Regions from separate parts of the Homo sapiens genome. Here region 1 is linked to region 2. The links are chromatin contacts, found by Hi-C or POLR2A ChIA-PET in ENCODE. All regions are on one chromosome and are shown on one strand. The core of a region is the stretch at or near the end of the contact, and the rest is flanking DNA. Distances in the headings are between cores, read along the strand shown.

The links. A loop is a pair of places that touch in the nucleus more often than their neighbours do. ChIA-PET counts read pairs that join two places held with the same protein, here RNA polymerase II (POLR2A). Pooled maps may share reads with other maps.
Region 1: a loop to region 2 is called in a map of GM12878, with 1.8 times the contacts of the local background. The contact joins two enhancer-like sites. A Hi-C loop is called at or near these places in 1 of 168 maps with a recorded cell type or tissue (GM12878), 1 of 37 single-sample maps with no recorded cell type and 8 of 50 pooled maps. POLR2A ChIA-PET finds 5 or more read pairs at or near these places in 7 of 52 experiments (AG04449, CD4-positive, alpha-beta memory T cell, GM12878 and 4 more).

Annotation. Positions count from the first base shown.
Region 1 is chr7:45,019,657-45,024,825 of GRCh38, forward strand. The region is part of intron 1 of CCM2 (CCM2 scaffold protein); the gene reads left to right. Among named protein-coding and RNA genes, the nearest start is that of CCM2, 22 kb to the left of the region's middle. Within about 2 kb of position 2,160, at least 2 of the 41 ENCODE cell types and tissues checked have a DNase peak (open chromatin) inside an H3K27ac peak, as active enhancers do.
Region 2 is chr7:44,632,514-44,637,726 of GRCh38, forward strand. All of the region lies in intron 2 of OGDH (oxoglutarate dehydrogenase), which reads left to right. Among named protein-coding and RNA genes, the nearest start is that of OGDH, 28 kb to the left of the region's middle. RefSeq lists an enhancer at 1,618-1,667 and a silencer at 2,844-2,999. Within about 2 kb of position 1,513, at least 31 of the 41 ENCODE cell types and tissues checked have a DNase peak (open chromatin) inside an H3K27ac peak, as active enhancers do.

The DNA of each region.
Region 1 (5,169 bases), core at 910-3,409, 390 kb after region 2:
ACTGTGACCTTAAACTTCTGGGCTCAAGCAATTCTCCTACCTTAGCCTCCCAAGTAGGTAGGACTACAGGCATGCACTATCTGGCTAATTTTTATTTTTGTAGAAATGGGGTCTCACTATGTTGCCCAGGCTGGTTTCAAACTCCTGAACTCAAGTGATCTTCCTGCCTTGGCCGCCCAAAGTGCTGGGATTATAGGCATGAGCTCCCGCACCCAGCCATCAGCTTGCTCCTTCAACCTTCAAGCTATCGTGTCCTTTCTGGGCTTGTGGGAGTCTCACCTCCGCTTACGCAGTTCAGGGTTCAGCCAAAGATTTGAGGGGACCTTATACTCAGACTTTGGGTTCCTTTTTTAGTGGGTTCCTCCTTTCCTATATTTCCCTCTCAATTTCCAGCTTCTTTAGCAGTCTCAAATCCTCCTTTAACCTGTCAGGCCAATAAAATTGCAGCTTTTTTTTCTCTGCTCCACTCCTCTGAGACTGGGGCATACTCTCAGGAGTAAAGCAATATAAAAGTGGATCTTGCCCAGTGATGTTCCCTTCTTTCAAGGGTCATATAAATTCCAAGCTTCTTTTTTATTTCTTGTTTGTCTCCAGTGTCTTTAGAAGATTGTTTTTCACATTTTATCTAGAGTTCATAATCTCGGTCTGTGAGAAAGTTATTTTGATACAGTCTACTTCTCTCTTAAGGGAATAAGAACTTCTTTGGGTTTATTTTTTCTTGACAGTGTGTTTTGGAGCTCTTTCATTATAGATATATAGTTTCTTTATTCTTCTTTAGGGTGGAATGGCATTTTTATCTGTGGGCTACTGTATTTAAACAGCAGCCCTCCTATGGACTTTTAGGTTGTCATTTTGCTTAAAAAATAATGAAGCAATTAATTTTCTAACCTGTCATGTATGTAATGCATCTGTAGGATTAATTCCCGAAAATGCACTTGCTGGGAAACATAAGTGCATTTGTAATTTTAGTAGATGTTAACAAATTGTTTTGTATGGTAGAACCAAGGTTTATTCTTTTTTTCTTTACCCACCTCTCAAGAGAACAGTTTTTATTAGGTGAAAGTGGTATTTGCTAAAAATTTTGAGTATTTTCCAAAATGAACTTGTTAAGTTTTCTTACTAAAAAATACATTTGTATCTCAGAAGAAAGTAGCAAAATATATTATATGAAAAAAATCACACCCACTAGAAACAACTGTTATTAGTCTTTCACGTTGCTTTCCTGTTTGTGTATGCTTTTCTGTGTTAGCAGTAATAATACAGTCTTATTACCTTGGTATTTATTTCAAACACTTGCTTAGTGCCCACTGTGTAAAGAGCTTTCTGGGGAGCTGTCACTGCCTGCCTGAATCTCCCTCACTGTCTGAGGGTGGTCTTAGTGCTCATGAGGTCGAGAATATCGAGTGCTGTGTCAGAAGGGCAGAGGTCAGGTGGATTTAAAGCTGTTGCACCAAAGCCAGGTGTGGCGACATGCCTGTAGTCCCAGCCTACTCATGAGGCTGAGGTGGGAGGATGGCTTGAGCCTAGGAGTTAGAGAATGCAGTGAGCCATGATTGTGCCACTGCACTGCAGCCTGGGTAATAGAGCAAGACCCTGTCTCTAAAAAATAAAAAAAATAATAAATAGGCTGGCACGGTGGCTCACGCCTGTAATCTCAGCACTTTGGGAGGCCGAGGCGGGCGGATCACCTGAGGTCAGGAGTTCAAGACCAGCCTGGCCAACATGGTAAAACCCCCGACTCTACTAAAAATACAAAAATTAGCCAGGCATGGTGACACATGCCTGTAATCCCAGCTACTCGGGAGGCTGAGACAGGGAGAATTGCTTGAACCCGGAAGGTAGAGTTGCAGTGAGCTGAGATCGCGCCACTGCACTCCAATCTGGGCGACAGAGCGAGGCTCTTTCTCAAAAAAAAAAAATAAAATAAAATAAATAATAAATAAATAAAACTATGCATCAAGCACCATCTCCCTGTCCCCTGGGTATGCCTTTGGAAGTGCAGTTTGCAGAGTGAGTGAGATGAGGCAGGGGAGTAGGAGGAGGAGCTGAGGAGGAGAATGGGGCAGGGGAAGATGAGACAGGGAGGAGGAGGAGGGGAGGAGAGGGGAAGGGATGAGAGAGGGAAGGAAGGTGGAGTCATTGTTCCTGCTGTTGCCTTGCGTGGCTGTGACAGCTGTTGAAGCTGTCTTCTCACAGTTTTGCACACTGTGGGTTATGATTCATTAGTGGCATGTGAAATCAACCATGTAGGTAGCAACCTTTTTTTCATGTAAGAATTTAAAGGATACAAGTATAAAGTTAAAGAACTTAAGGAAAAATTTTGCTAGATTCATTTTGAATTAGAGCTGTCACGTATTTCTTAGCTATCTGCATGGAAAACACCTAGAAGCAATGACAGTCCAATAGCAGTGGAGCACACCTAGGACTTTATTGTAGTCTGAATTGTATGTCAAGTAGTGTGGTTACAGTAAGTGAGGGGATGTAGCTTTTTGCCACAAAATCTGTACTTTGGAAGGTGAATGTGAAGCAATGAGAACAAATGGAGATTATTAATCTGTGCTGTGGTTGGCGTTCAGAATTAGGCCACATTTTAGTATGTTTCATGTGGGGATCATTATTTTTTTTTGGACCAGCTTTTTTTTTTTTTTTTTTTTTTTTTTTTTGAGATGGAGTCTTGCTCTGTTGCCCAGGCTAGAGTGGAGTGCAGTGGTGCGATCTCGGTTCACTGCAAACTCCGCCTCCCGGGTTCACGCCATTCTCCTGTCTCAGCCTCCCGAGTAGCTGGGACTACAGGCGCCCACCACCGTGCCCGGCTAATTTTTTGTATTTTTAGTAGAGACGGGGTTTCACCGTGTTAGCCAGGATGGTCTCCATCTCCTGACCTCGTCATCCGCCCGCCTCGGCCTCCCAAAGTGCTGGGATTACAGGCATGAGCCACCGTGCCTGGCCTTTTCTTTAGAGTTTCTGATGAATTGCTTTTCTTTTTTCTTTCAAAAGAAACATTAAATTTTAAAAAATTTCAGTAGCTTTTGGGGTACAAGTGGTTTTTGGTTACATGGGTGAATTGTATAGTGATGAAGTCTGGCTTTTATTTTATTTTTTGAGACGGAGTCTCATTCTGTTGGCCAGGCTGGAGTGCAGTGGTGCGATCTCGGCTCACTGCAACCTCTGCCTCCCGACCTCAAGCGATTCTCCTACCTCAGCCTCTCGAGTAGCTGGGATTACAGGTGCCCACCACCACGCCTGGCTAATTTTTATATTTTTAGTAGAGACGGGGTTTCACCATGTTGACCAGGTTGGTCTCGAACTCCTGAGCTCAAGTGATCCACCAGCCTCGGCCTCCCAAAGTGCTGGGATTACAGGCATGAGCCACCTCACCCTGCAAGTCTGGGCTTTTAGTGTACCCATCACCCAAAAAGCGTACATTGTATCCAGTAGGTAATTTTTCATCTCTCACCTCCCTCCCACTTTCTCCCTTTCTAAGTCTCCAGTGTCCATTATATCACTCTGTGTGCCTTTGTGTAGCCATAGTTTAGCTCCCACTTATAAGTGAGAGAACCATGCCCGGCCCAGACTTCTTTTTTTAAATGTTCTAATAAAACTTTATTTACGGCTGGGTGCAGTGGCTCACACCTGTAATCCCAGCACTTTGGGAGGCTGAGGAGGGTGGATCACCTGAGGTCAGGAGTTCGAGACCAGCCTGGCCAACATGGCGAAGCCCCATCTCTACTAAAAATACAAAAATTAGCCGGGTGTGGTGTTGCGCGTCTGTAATCCCAGTTACTTGGAAGCCTGAGGCGGGAGAATCGCTTGAACTTGGGAGGTGGAGGTTGCAGTGAGCTGAGATCGTGCCACTGGACTCCAGCCTGGATGACAGAGTGAGACTCCGTCTCAAAAAACAAAACTAACAAAAACAACAACAAAACACAAGAAAACCCCACTTTATTTACAAAAACAGGTGGCTTGCCTGTGTGGTAGAGTTTACTCAGCCTTTTTCTAGAGAATGCCTTGTTATTGTGAATGAGATTCAGTTTTATTATGGTAGGCAGTGAGATTACTGGGAAATCTTTTTTTTTTTTTTTTTGTCGTGTGCATCTTTGTTTAGTCATTATTTTGATAGCTCTGTATCAGTTTTTTTTTTTTTTTTTTTTTTTTTTTTTTTTTTTTTTATGAGACAGAGTTTTGCTCTTGTTGCCCAGGCTGGAGTGCAATGGCACAATCTTGGCTCACTGCAACCTCTGCCTCCCAGGTTCAAGTGATCCTCCTGCCTCAGTCTCCGTAGTAGCTGGGGTTACAGACATGTGCCACCACGCCCTGCTAATTTTGTATTTTTAGTAGAGTTGGGGGTTTCTCCATGCTGGTCAGGCTGGTCTCGAATTCCCGACATCAGGTGATCCTCCTGCCTTGGCCTCCCAAAGTGCTGGGATTACAGGCATGAGCCACCGCACCCGGCCTCTGTATCAGTTTTGAATTTAGTTCTGGGTGTTTTCCTTACACCTAAAGTGTGGACTTTTTGGATTTCTACTGAGTAGCCAGTTCAGCAAAGTCTCTTCAGCTGATTATAATGTTCAGGAAAGACTCTTCAGCTGATAATAACTTCTGGCATCACCATTCAGCAGTCAGTCAAACATTAAATGATTACCTGTAGGCATTGTGGAGTTTCATCTCTGCATGTCCAGGCCAGCCCTTAGTCAAGGCCCAAGAAACATGTTTTTATCGTCAAGAACTTCTAGGCTCTTAGTTTACATAATGGAATCTTACAGATTTTCCTTTGTTTGCTTGCTGAACACTGTCATTGTCACCCTGGGATTTCTTTTCTCTGCTTCCTGGGTTGGTTCCACTGTTTCTTGGAGTCCACATCTTTTTCTCTCTTGGATGATCCTCGTTTTGCTGGGAGTAGATCCTCTAGTATGTTTTTCAAAAGGGGGTTTTTAGAGTGTAAAGATCCCAAGGCACTGCAGGTGTGAAAATAACTATTTTGCACCTTGATTGACAGTTTGGTTTTAAATTAACTTCCAGATTTAAATTAATTTCCACACAGAATTTTAAAGGGATTACCATATTCCCATTTATCAGGATACATCTGATGCTGATCTGAGTCTTACTGCTTTTACAGGTACTTTTTTTTGCATTTTCTTATTGGAAACCTAAGATTCTCTTGAAATTCTG
Region 2 (5,213 bases), core at 263-2,762:
GGCTGGTCTCAAACTCCTGGCTTCAAGCCATCCTCCTGCCTTGCCTCCTAAAGTGGTGGGATTACAGGCGTGAGCCACTGAGCCTGGTGGATGTTTTTTGTTGTTGTTGTTATTGTTGTTTTGAGATGGACTTTCGCTCTGTCACACAGGCTAGAGTGCAATGGCACGATCTCGGCTCACTGCAACCTCCGCCTCCCCGGGTTCAAGTGATTCACCTGCCTCAGGCTCCCAAGTAGCTGGGACCATAGGCGCGTGCCACCACGCCTGGCTAATTTTTTGTATTTTTAGTAGAGACGGGGTTTCGCCATGTTAGCCAGGATGGTCTCAATCTCCTGACCTCATGATCCGCCTGGTGGATGTTTTTAATGATTATCCTTTTGTACTGTACTTTAAGAAAAAAAAAATTTTGTTTAATGTCAGAAATTGAAAGGGGAGAGAGATCAAAAATACCTTAATGGGGCCAGGCACAGTGGCTCACGCCTGTAATCCCAGCACTTTGGGAGGCTGAGGTGGGCAGATCACGAGGTCAGGAGATCGAGACCATCCTGGCTAACATGGTGAAACCCTGTCTGTACTAAAAATACAAAAAATTAGCCGGGCATGGTGGCGCACCCCTGTAGTCCCAGCTACTTGGGAAGCTGAGGCAGGAGAATGGCGTGAACCTGGGAGGCGGAGCTTTTAGTGAGCCAAGATTGAGCCACTGCACTCTAGCCTGGGCAACAGAGCGAGACTCTGTGTCAAAAAAAAAAAAAAAAAAAAAACCCTCAATGGGAAAGTAGACTCCAAGAGTGAAAAGGAGCAAATTGTTCCAGTGAGTTCCATTCTGTAGCACAGGTGGCCACAGGTGCTTGCCTTTGAGGAAATGAAAGAGCCATGCTTTGTAAGTCAGAGGCAGGCTCAGCTTCCCCGCACAGTCTGAAGCTGGGTGGCGGTGAGAAATTACTAAAAGGTTAGTGCCGGTTTTTTAGATGAAGTCATCATGTTATTAAAAAATAGTCTGTTTAGTCTCTAGGTTACTGTTCTCTGGCTCCCCTCCCCATCCAAGACTCCCTTGGAGGGAGGTTTGAGGACTTTGGGATTCTCATATCTCTTCGCGTCCATGATTGGATCGTGAGGTGAGGAGATAGCCTTTAGAACCCTCTCTTTGAGTGGTCAGTCACGTGGTATTCCCTCTGAAACCCTGGAGCAGATGCTTTGTGTAGCTGGGCTGGGGTTCCCCCAAATAGGGTTGCATAATTATTGAGGACAGATGAGGCCTCAACCAGACGACCACAGGTGACCCCAGACTGTGGGTCTTCCTCACCTCCTTGAGAGTTGCAATTCTGAGAGCTGATAAAATGTGCCATTGTGTGCAGATCTGGGTAGTTTGAAGCGTTCTCATTTCCTGAGGTGTGTCAGAAAGACTGCGTGAGAAAGGGGTCACAGTATCTTGGATGTCATCTTTTCATGCAGTAAAAAGTCTGGTTTCCATGAATGTTTGTATAACAAACCACCTCAAAACTTGGCACCAGTGTAGCATGTCTCATGACTCTGTGGGTTGGCTAGGTTTCCCCACTCCTCCCACTGCCAGCTCCCTTGGAGCTGAGGCTCACACCAGGCTAGAAGCCATGAAGGCCTCTGATGTGTCTGGCAGTTTGTGCTGGCTGTTCACTGGGCCCTGCCATCCTCCAGTAGGCCGGAGCGATTCCTGCACAAAGTCCCAGAGTAGCTCCAGACAGGGAAAAGAAAGGCTGTGGGGCCTTTGAGGCCTAGGTCCAGACCGTACACTGCTACTCCCCACGCCATTACCTTGGTTAGAGCAAGTCACAGACAACCCTTAGGGACATCCGTTTGGGGAGAGGAAAAGGCATGGCCACTGGACAGCCCTCCACAGCTCTTTTCATAATGACCTGATAGAGCAGCCACCTTTAGTCTAGTGCAGAATCCCAGCAAATATCATTCTGATATCAGTAGATTCCATAGGGCAGAGCTGAAGCAGCTGTTCTTTGCTAATCTTGGAAGTTTATTGATGTTTTATTTACACACCTGTACAGACAGAAGATAATAGAGATTGTTTAGAAATATTCTGTCACCTATAATGACTAAGCATTGCTATAATGGAGCATGTGGTTTCCTTAATTGAAGAATACCTAAATAGAAGCCCATTCTTAACTGGCCTCAGTATAAACAGCTTGTAGTGGCAGGTCACCAGGCCTGGATCACAGTGCCCTACCTTGTTTTTGCTTCATAGGCAGAATGGTGGTAAGTGGTACTCTGGCCTGGGCAAGGTCTGAGCAAGGCCTGCATTGATGGAGGGTCCAGAGTCCAGCTCTACCATCTGCACATTTTCTTTGGAGACTTGTGCTTAGCCCAACAGCATGAATCATTTGCTGAAGGCTCTGGAGGTGGGCATTCCATCCACAAGTCTCCCCAATAGGGAGTACCCTGTTTGGACATACAGGGTAGTCACACATATGGGTTTTAAATCTTGTTCTTAGGATATTTTCAGGAAAAGCTCTGGCCCACACGTTTAGGACCATTTCCTGGGCAGCATTGGAAGGAGTGGTAGAGGTCATGCAGGCCTGCCCTGTCTTGTGTGCAGGAAAAGAATGAGTTGTTGGTCTACACTGAGGCCGGGATGGGAGGCCTGCCCCTTACAGCAGCGCCGGCTGAACTCCAGGCTGGCTGGTCACATGGTGCCCAGCAGCTGACTTTTTATCAGCTTGGCTGGATTAGAATGAGCTGAAAGAAGAGCCATACGCCGGTGTTCCTTGGTTACATGGTGCCCTGTAGTTGATATTTATAGCAATTAAAAAGCATTGTCAGTGTCAGAACTTAGTAAGTGAGGTTGTGTGGATAGTGCTGGGCCTCATCAACTTATCAGCTGTGCGAGGGCCTTTGAGCATGGGTGTGGCTCCATGCAGCAAGGAGACCGGAGCCTGCCCCACCCGCGCCGCGGATTATTTAGACAAGGTGGCAGTAATGTGGTGACCAAGGGTAGCTACGTGGGTGGGCTGGGCTTGTTCTGTGGCTGAGGTGGAGTAGGGAGGGCAGCTGGAGTGGCGTCTGTAGGGGCTATGGATAGATGAGAGGAAGTGGTCTCATCAGTCCAGAGCCACCCGTAGTCATAGAGCTTGGGCTAAGTTGTAACACTCTCCTCATGTTCCTCATCAACTTCTTGAACAAATGCAAGTATATGTGCAAGGACTTTATAATTTTTTTTTTTTTTTCGAGATGGAGTCTCGCTCTGTCTCCAGGCTGGAGTGCAGTGGCACGATCTCGGCCCACTGCAACCTCCGACTCCCTGATTCAAGCTATTCTCCTGCCTCAGCCTCCTGAGTAATGGGGATTACGGGCACGCACCACCACGCCCAGCTAATTTTTGTATTTTTAGTAGAGATGGGGTTTCACCATGTTGGCCAGGATGGTCTCAATCTCCTGACCTCATGATCCGCCCGCCTCAGCCTCCCAGAATGCTGGGATTGCAGGCGTGAGCCACTACACCTGGCCGGACTTTATAAATTTTAAAAAGCTGCAAATGCAGGACCATCATCTTAAATAGCCTGTGTTTAGGACTTTTACAGACAAGAAAACAGGCCAGAGAGCTGAAGCAACTTCCCGAATCCTCATGCAGTTCATGGGAGGCAGACCTAGGACCTGGGGACCCAGGAGGTGGCCACAGTCAGTCCTACTGGTCTGTGAGTGGGCACTGGGGGGCTGTAGAGCACCATCCTGCATGACAATGGGTGTCAGCTACTGCTGGGGGAAGGGATGTCAGATGGTATATTTGCCACCCTCAGAAATAGGAAGCCCTACCTATTGGAAACCTCACAACCAAGGACTGGCAGGGAGCTTGGCCCTCAAGACTCCCAACTGCTGACTCAGGAAGGGCAGAGTCTGCTGCCTGTAGCTGCCGATATGTGGGAACAGACAAGTGCTCCTTGGTTAGGAGTGGCACCTGCTAAGGTCAGCGCCTCTGCTGCAGTGAGGGGCAGCCCTGGACTCAGACTCTCCCAGGGTGGAACCCCATACCTGTCAGGCTGCTCCCTCAGAAAGGAGGCTGAATATCATCTGAATTTAATTCAGTAAAGGTTAGGTGAGCAGCTGCCACATGCAGAGAGCACTGAGGATACTGTTTCTAGCCTTTCAAGAGCTTCCTTTGAAGAAAGAGCACTGGTCACTGTGAGGAAAGTGCATTATGGTTGCATAGAATTCTGAGTTTGTGGGAGCTTGGGGAGCAGTGACTTTTGACTTGGAAAACAGAGCTTCATTTATTACAGCTAAGTGCTTTTAGTTACCTAAAATTAAATAGGAGGTCTGGTTTCATTTCATCCAGAATGTAAAAATTATTTACCGCTGAAATCTATCATGTTTAAGTCATCTCAGCAACAAGTTGATGATCTTAAACCCACTCATGGGAAGTTGGCTGTGAGTGGGGTGGGGGGGCACACAAGCTCCCTGCCTGCGAACCACCCCTCCCTCTGATGCCATTTGGTGGCAAAAGTCAGCCATTACCCTGGTCAGGTGCTTGTTCCTCTTGGGGGTGGTTAGTGGTTTTCTCCTTAATCTCCCATATTCTTTTTCACTCACCTGCAGCCTGGTCCCAGCTCACCTGCCCAGCCTGGTTTCTTAACCATCTGTACACCCTGCATGTGGCAGTATCATGAGTCTCAGCACATGGTGGGCAGGCACTGGCCAGGTGCTCCTGTTGTCTATTCTCTTTGGCCAAATGTCTTCTCTCTCCTCCTCAGGCTCTGCAGGCCTTACCTTGCCTTTAGGGCTCAGACCGTGGGCCCCTCCTCAGAGCATCCTTGCTTTCCTCTCCCATCCCACTTGTCTTACTCTTCGTTTCTCAGCACTTGGATCCATTCTGTGAATTTACACGTTTACTGGTTTTTCTTATTCTTGTTAAGAGTAAGAAGCTCATTTTAGTCATCTTCCTGTTCACAAACCTTACAGTATGCCACATATAGTTAATAGATATTTGTTGAATTGAATGAGAATTACTGGATTTTTAGAAATAATGGTATTCATTGGCTCAGCATCGTGCCTCACACCTGTAATCCCAGCCCTTTTGGGAGGCTGAGGTGGGTGGATCACCTGAGTTCAGGAGTTTGAGACCAGCCTGGCCACCATGGTGAAATCCCGTCTCTATTAAAAATACAAAAATTAACCAGACACGATGGCGGTGCCTGTAATCCCAGCTACTGGGGAGGCTGAGGCAGGAGAATCAC